Linked DNA regions of Mus musculus: region 1 is linked to region 2. Evidence: chromatin loops called from intact Hi-C (ENCODE). Cell type or tissue: left cerebral cortex. All regions are shown on one strand. Each heading gives the region's core, and the rest is flanking DNA. Links, peaks and the distances in the headings are about the cores only. Region 1 has its middle 4.6 kb from the start of Sema7a. Region 2 has its middle 17 kb from the start of Cyp11a1.

Region 1 (2,912 bases), core at 109-2,608, 63 kb after region 2:
CTGCCATTAAGTCTCCACCCAGGCCTGCCTCTAACAACAGGAACGATTTACTCATCTTCATGTCCCCTAATTGTCAGAGGCACACAGACCAAGCAGGTCATGGGTGGAATGCTGTTTACAGGACAGCTGCTACTCAGCTCAGGACCATGGAGGCCACAGAAAAGGCAGCAGATAGACCGTCTGGCTTTTCAAGTGAAGTTGAAAGTTAAGTCTTTGCTCAAACTCTCCGGTTTAAAGAGATCATCATCAAATAAAAGCATCACCAAATGATCCAAAAAAGTTAACACGGATGCATGATGCCAGGTGTTAGGAGCTAGAGAGATAGCTTAATGGTTAAGAGCACTGGTTGCTCTTCCAGAGGACCCACATTCTATTCCCAGTACTCACATGCTAGCATTCAACTGGCTATAACTCCAGTTCCAGGGGCTGATGGCAGTGTATACATATGGTGCAGAGACATGTGAACAGGTAAAACACCCATATACACAGAATAATAAATAAATACATACATAAATAAATACATAAATAAATAAATAAATAAAGTTTTAAGAAACAAAACAGTTTTTAGGCCACATCTGGACCACTCTGCACACCATGCCTGTCCGTCTCACAAGCATGGCACAGTAGCTTTAGTTACCATTGTTGCTGGCCACATGCCTAGGTGTGCCTGGGTAGGAGTGAGTGCAGAGCTCTTTAGGCTCTACAGATCCCAGTACCACATCTCACCACACCACACATCTCCAAACCCTCACCAGCTTGTTCTCAAGCTCCTGCTTTCTCTCCCTAAGCCGGATCAGAGTCTACCAGCTACCAACTCTGATTGAAAGACTTGAAAAACACACATTACTTAGCCCCTCTGGTCTGCACTGCCCAGTGCCAGCCTATACCTGTATCTGTCGCAAACATACATTTTCATTTGATCTCTACCCTAAATTGTTAAAAACTCAATGAGATCAAAATGTGAAAATCCAGAGAGGAATATTTAGTGAGGACAGGCAGAGAAGAGCTAGACTTTTTCACCTTCCGTTAAGGCGGTCAGCTCAAGTATGACTGGGTGAGACAGTTTAGCACTCTTAGATGGCACTGGGCTTGTGGTAGGAGCGCCACCTGGTGTCTGCAAGTCTTAGGGACAGGACAGAAACTCCCAAACCTTTGCAGAGAAATCTCCTCCCTCCAGCCCATTCCCAGGCCACAGACCCATCTCTGAGCTTCCATTCTTGCTCTCCAGGGCCTGGATCAGATACAATCACATGAAATCACATGTGACCCATCAGTTGTAACAAAATCTCCTGACTAGATGGATCTGGAAAGTTCCTATCTCAGCTTGGCAGCTAAGTTATTTGGCAGTGCCCTGTCCCAGGCCAACTCTGATTCTTTTTTTCTTTCCTTTCCTTCTTCCTTCCTTTCTTTCCTCCTCCTCCTCCCTCCTTCTCCCTTCTGCTCCTCTTCCTCTCCCTCCTCCTTTTCCTTATCCTTCTTCTCCTTCTTCCTTCTTTTCCTTATCCTTCTCTTCCTCTTCCACTTCCTCCTTCTCCTCCCCTTCCTCCTCTTCTTTTTCTTCTTGACAGGGTCTTACTCTCTTGTAGTCCAGGTTGGTCTCAAACTTACACCAATCCTCCTGCTTCAGCCTCTTGAGTATTGAGATCATAGGTGTAAGCCACCATGGTTTCTTTGTTCACAAGTGAGAAAGAAGAGCTGACGCAGTTGTTTACCTAACCAGCTCCTTTCTGGCCTGGAGTAAAGCATGGTACCTTCGGCATTTTTTTTTTTTTGCTTGGACCCTGGACGACATGCACTCTTACTATGCTTTACATAGGGTAGGCCCGGACCCTCCCAGCTGATATGATCCTTGGGCTTGCTAGGACCCTAGCAATGAGAAGACCACATATAGGCCAGTGCTCCAAAAAATCACTCACCTTTTCTCATGGATGTAAGAACTCACAAATTGCACTTCTTGGGACCAAAAGCATTATTCAAAAGGCATGCATACAGTCCAACTTAGGAGCCTCTTAACACAGCCCTCGTGGCCTCAGACAGCCTCTAAGTACATGCCTCTGATGACAATGTACTCCATCATGGAGGACCTCTGCCCATCTTCTTAGCTCTGCACAAAGGTTTCTTCCTCTGGAAGACTGCCAAATAGTGGTCTAAAGCTACACAATTCTGTCTATTCACTTTATAGAATACAGCCCCTTCATAAATTTAGGTCAAATTCTTTGAAATCTTGTGTGTGTGTGTGTGTGTGTGTGTGTGTGTGTGTGTGTGTGTGTGTGTGTGTCTGTGTGTGTCTGTGTGTGTGTGTGTGTGTCTGTGTGTACACAGATGCCTTCAGAGGCCAGAGGTGTCAGATTCCCTGGAGCTGCTGTTACAGGTAGTTGTGAATTGAATACTTAATAAGTAACCACTGAACAACCTCTTCAACTCCAAATTTGAGGGGATTTGTTTTAGATGGCCTCTTTTTTGAAGCCAGAATACATTTGTTTATTTATTCATTCATTCATTCATTCATTCATTCATTCATTCATTTAACGTGTGTGAGTACACTGTATTTATCTTCAGACACATCAGAGGAGGACACCGGATCCTATTACAGATGGTTGTGAGCCACCATGTGGTTGCTGGGAATTGAACTCAGGACCTCTGAAGAGCAGTCAGTGCTCTGAACCACTGAGCCATCTCTCCAGCCCCTTAGCAATTGGATTTTTGGTTTCTCAATGAAAGGCTTATTCTAGTCCTCCACCTTGGATTCCCCTTGTGCTACCTTATGTGGTAGGATTCCAACTCCTTGAATCGTCCCCAACCCAGCTCTGGAGTGCCATGTGTCTCCAATACACACACTGTCAGTATCTATAGACTTAGAATAAAATGTCAAACAGGATACAACTGAGGCTCCCAGAATACAAGCCATGTGT
Region 2 (2,912 bases), core at 155-2,654:
CTGCCGCCAGGGTGCAGAGAGGACACTCTGCCTGTACCTCTGGGTCCCTGCCAGCACCACCCTGTGTCCCTCACAACAGCTCTCCCTCCCCTTTCCACCCCAGACACTGGTGCCCAGCACCCCTGTAAGCCTGGGCACTGGGGCTCTAGACCACTTCCCTCCCCATCAAGGTGTGAGATAAAAGACGAAAATTTGCTCCACAGTTGGTTGTTGTTGTTTTTTAAAGAATAGCTATATTTTTTCTTTTGAAACCACACAGCTAGAAGGAGCAGTTTTGTAATTGAGACTTCTCAAAGAGAGAGAAACCCAGCCCACACATTCTTCCAAATGCAATGAAGCTTTTATGGATACTAAACTTAGAAAGTAACGAGGTTAATAAAATGTTACCATTTGATGTTTTATGAAGAATTTATTGCTTTTCACAGGGCAGGGTTCTCATTTTAGGTCCAAACATTTTCCCCCAACTATCATGCTCACTGAGAATGCCCAGTAGTGAGCTCCACAGTGAGCAGACTCAGAGCCCTGTGAGTGCCCCCCACACACACCACACCCCTACACACACACACACACACACACACACACACCTAGAACTGTGGTGGCAGAGGATTTGGCAAGTCAAAACAGAGACCCAGAAGCAATATCATGTCACTTCCTATGACAGAGTAATACTTTTTAAAAAATGTGTTGTGTGTGTGCTTGCCATAAATGAAGGGGTGGCCAAGGACACCAGAAGAGGCCATTGGATCCCCTTAAACTTAATTACAAACAACTGTGAGTCACCCATGTGGGTGCTGGAGTCAACACTCGTCCCCTGGAAGACCAACAAGCACTCTTCACTAATAGGCCATCTCTCCCTCCCCTGACAGGGTCCCTCTTTACTGCAACCAGTGACTTAATCTACCAAGGGCACAGAACCAAAAAGAAGTGACTCTCAGGACTGGCAAGGCCATTTCTATCCTCCTGAGAAGAGTGGATAGGAGAGAGCCACATGTCCTGGTTTCCATGGTGAACAGGGGGAAGTTGCTGGCACCTTTTCTGGGACTTCAGGTTCTACTTTCCAAGTGGGTGGCATTGGTGTGAGCTGACGGGAGAGGCTTCTGAGTGGTTTAAGGACAGCGCTCTGAAGGGGGCTTTGAAAGGCAGATACTGGACACAGAGGCAAGCAGCCAGCTACTCTTAAGATACAGATGGAAGAATGGAGCTGAGTCAACCTTCAGCCATGCCTGTAGCAAGGACTGAGTCAGGAAAAAAAAAAAAAAAAAAAAAGACTCCTGTCTTCTAAGTATCCAGGTAGCCATTACCTGCCTCATTCACCTTACCACGATCTGCTGAAATTTAATTTCTTACCACTAGGTGGAGCCAATGTCCACCATAACATTGGGCCCCGAAGCTCTGAAGCTGAGGTCTAAAAGAGGTCGGTCGGTTCGGGAGGCAGAGGACTAAGGGAACTAAGGACTAAGGCTTCTTCCGAGATCTTTTCAAGGACCAGAAAAGGGCATGGGACAAAAATCTCTGTCCCCGAGCGCACTTTTTAAAAAGCTAAATGGACTCAATGCTGACCCTAGCAGTCGCAAACCCCCCACTTACCAGATGTCTGAGGCCATGAGAGAGGGTTCAGGAGTGCTGGGGTCAGTGGCTCTCAGCTCCTGCGCATAGAGAGAGCACGCATGAAGAAGTGTCACCTCCAGAAAGGGCGATCCTGTAACCGGAAGTTGGGGGGTACCCGCCAGACTTCAAAGTATATATTTGCACAAGCTCTCCGGGGGCTGTCGCCTTCAGCACTGCCCGAGGCGGGCTAGGTTAGTATTCGGCTTTGCAGAGCAATTGCTGCTGAGCGGTGCTCTATACAGACCACAGAGACAGGTGGAAGGGGGCGGAGCTCGGGGCTCAGCTGCTCCCTCATTGGATGTAGGGGTTGCTGGGGTACTGACGAGGGAGGGTTAGCTGAGGATGAGGGGCTGGGGCCTGAATAGGCTGAGAGGTGTGGGATTTGAAAGGACTGTGTGAGGAAGCTGTAGAAACCTGGTGCAGGTGTGATGGGTTCCTTCGCTGGCATCTAGGGTGGCCATTAGCCATGTTGTCCTCAGGCACACGAGCACATGGCCCCGGGTGTACTAGAAGAGTCAAGCTCCATGCTCCTTCAGGCAAAGTGTGCATGCTTCTGTACCTTACCTCTCCCAAAACAGAACTCCGGTTCCCTAGTGTGGGGGCGGCGGTGTGATAAAGTCAAGTACTGGGCGGCTCCTCCCCTAGCTCTTGCTGGCTTCCCGCCAGAGGAACAAAGGAGATGTCCAGCCTTCTTCCAATTTAGCCATACCTTCCTCTACCCTCATCTCCCCGCCCCCCTTTTGTTGTTGTTGTTGTTTTTCGAGACAGGGTTTCTCTGTATAGCCCTGGCTGTCCTGGAACTCATTTGTAGACCAGGCTGGCCTCGAACTCAGAAATCCACCTGCCTCTGCCTCCCTAGTGCTGGGATTAAAGGCGTGCGCCACCACGCCCGGCTCCCTCATCTCTCCCTTAAAGCAGCTTTTCTTCAGGGACAGTTTTGCAGGCCGGGCAGCCAGTAGACGGTCCCTCATCTTTTGTGATGGTCCTTTCTTTCTCATCTGGCTGTAGTGAGTTCATTACTAATCCATAGTTACTCACTGAGCGCCTGGCATGTACAGGTTCTGAGCCAGGCACCAGAGGAAAATCTGTGCTGTGGATGATCATACCCCTGAAGGCCTTGCCCCTTTACCTGAGGGGATATAGAAATTAAGCCAGAACTGGACTGGAAGCTTCCTTCCTGCTGACTAGCCTTCCCTGTGCCAGAAGGAGTTACCCAGGCTGCTGAGGGAGAATTGTCATCACTAATGTTACTTAGCTATGGCCCCTAAGTGGGACAGTCCTGACCAGCCAGGCAAGATGAGTCC

What was found. A loop is a pair of places that touch in the nucleus more often than their neighbours do. Peaks named below come from ENCODE experiments on the same cell type or tissue, not always from the same donor. Only the 100,000 strongest peaks of a DNase experiment are listed, where the experiment ranks them.
Region 1: it touches region 2 in a loop (7-fold over the local background); 39 of 42 quality-filtered maps call a loop at or near these places.

What each region holds. Positions count from the first base shown.
Region 1 is chr9:57,934,066-57,936,977 of GRCm38, reverse strand. No RefSeq gene overlaps it. Among named protein-coding and RNA genes, the nearest start is that of Sema7a, 4.6 kb to the left of the region's middle. In left cerebral cortex, for the core only: a CTCF peak has its summit at 1,105 (motif pointing left); a DNase peak (open chromatin) is centred at 1,097.
Region 2 is chr9:57,996,994-57,999,905 of GRCm38, reverse strand. It overlaps a transcript of Cyp11a1 not described here. Among named protein-coding and RNA genes, the nearest start is that of Cyp11a1, 17 kb to the left of the region's middle. In left cerebral cortex, for the core only: a CTCF peak has its summit at 1,346 (motif pointing right); DNase peaks (open chromatin) are centred at 521, 1,035, 1,363, 1,854 and 1 more place; H3K4me3 peaks cover 1,475 bases; H3K27ac peaks cover 1,190 bases.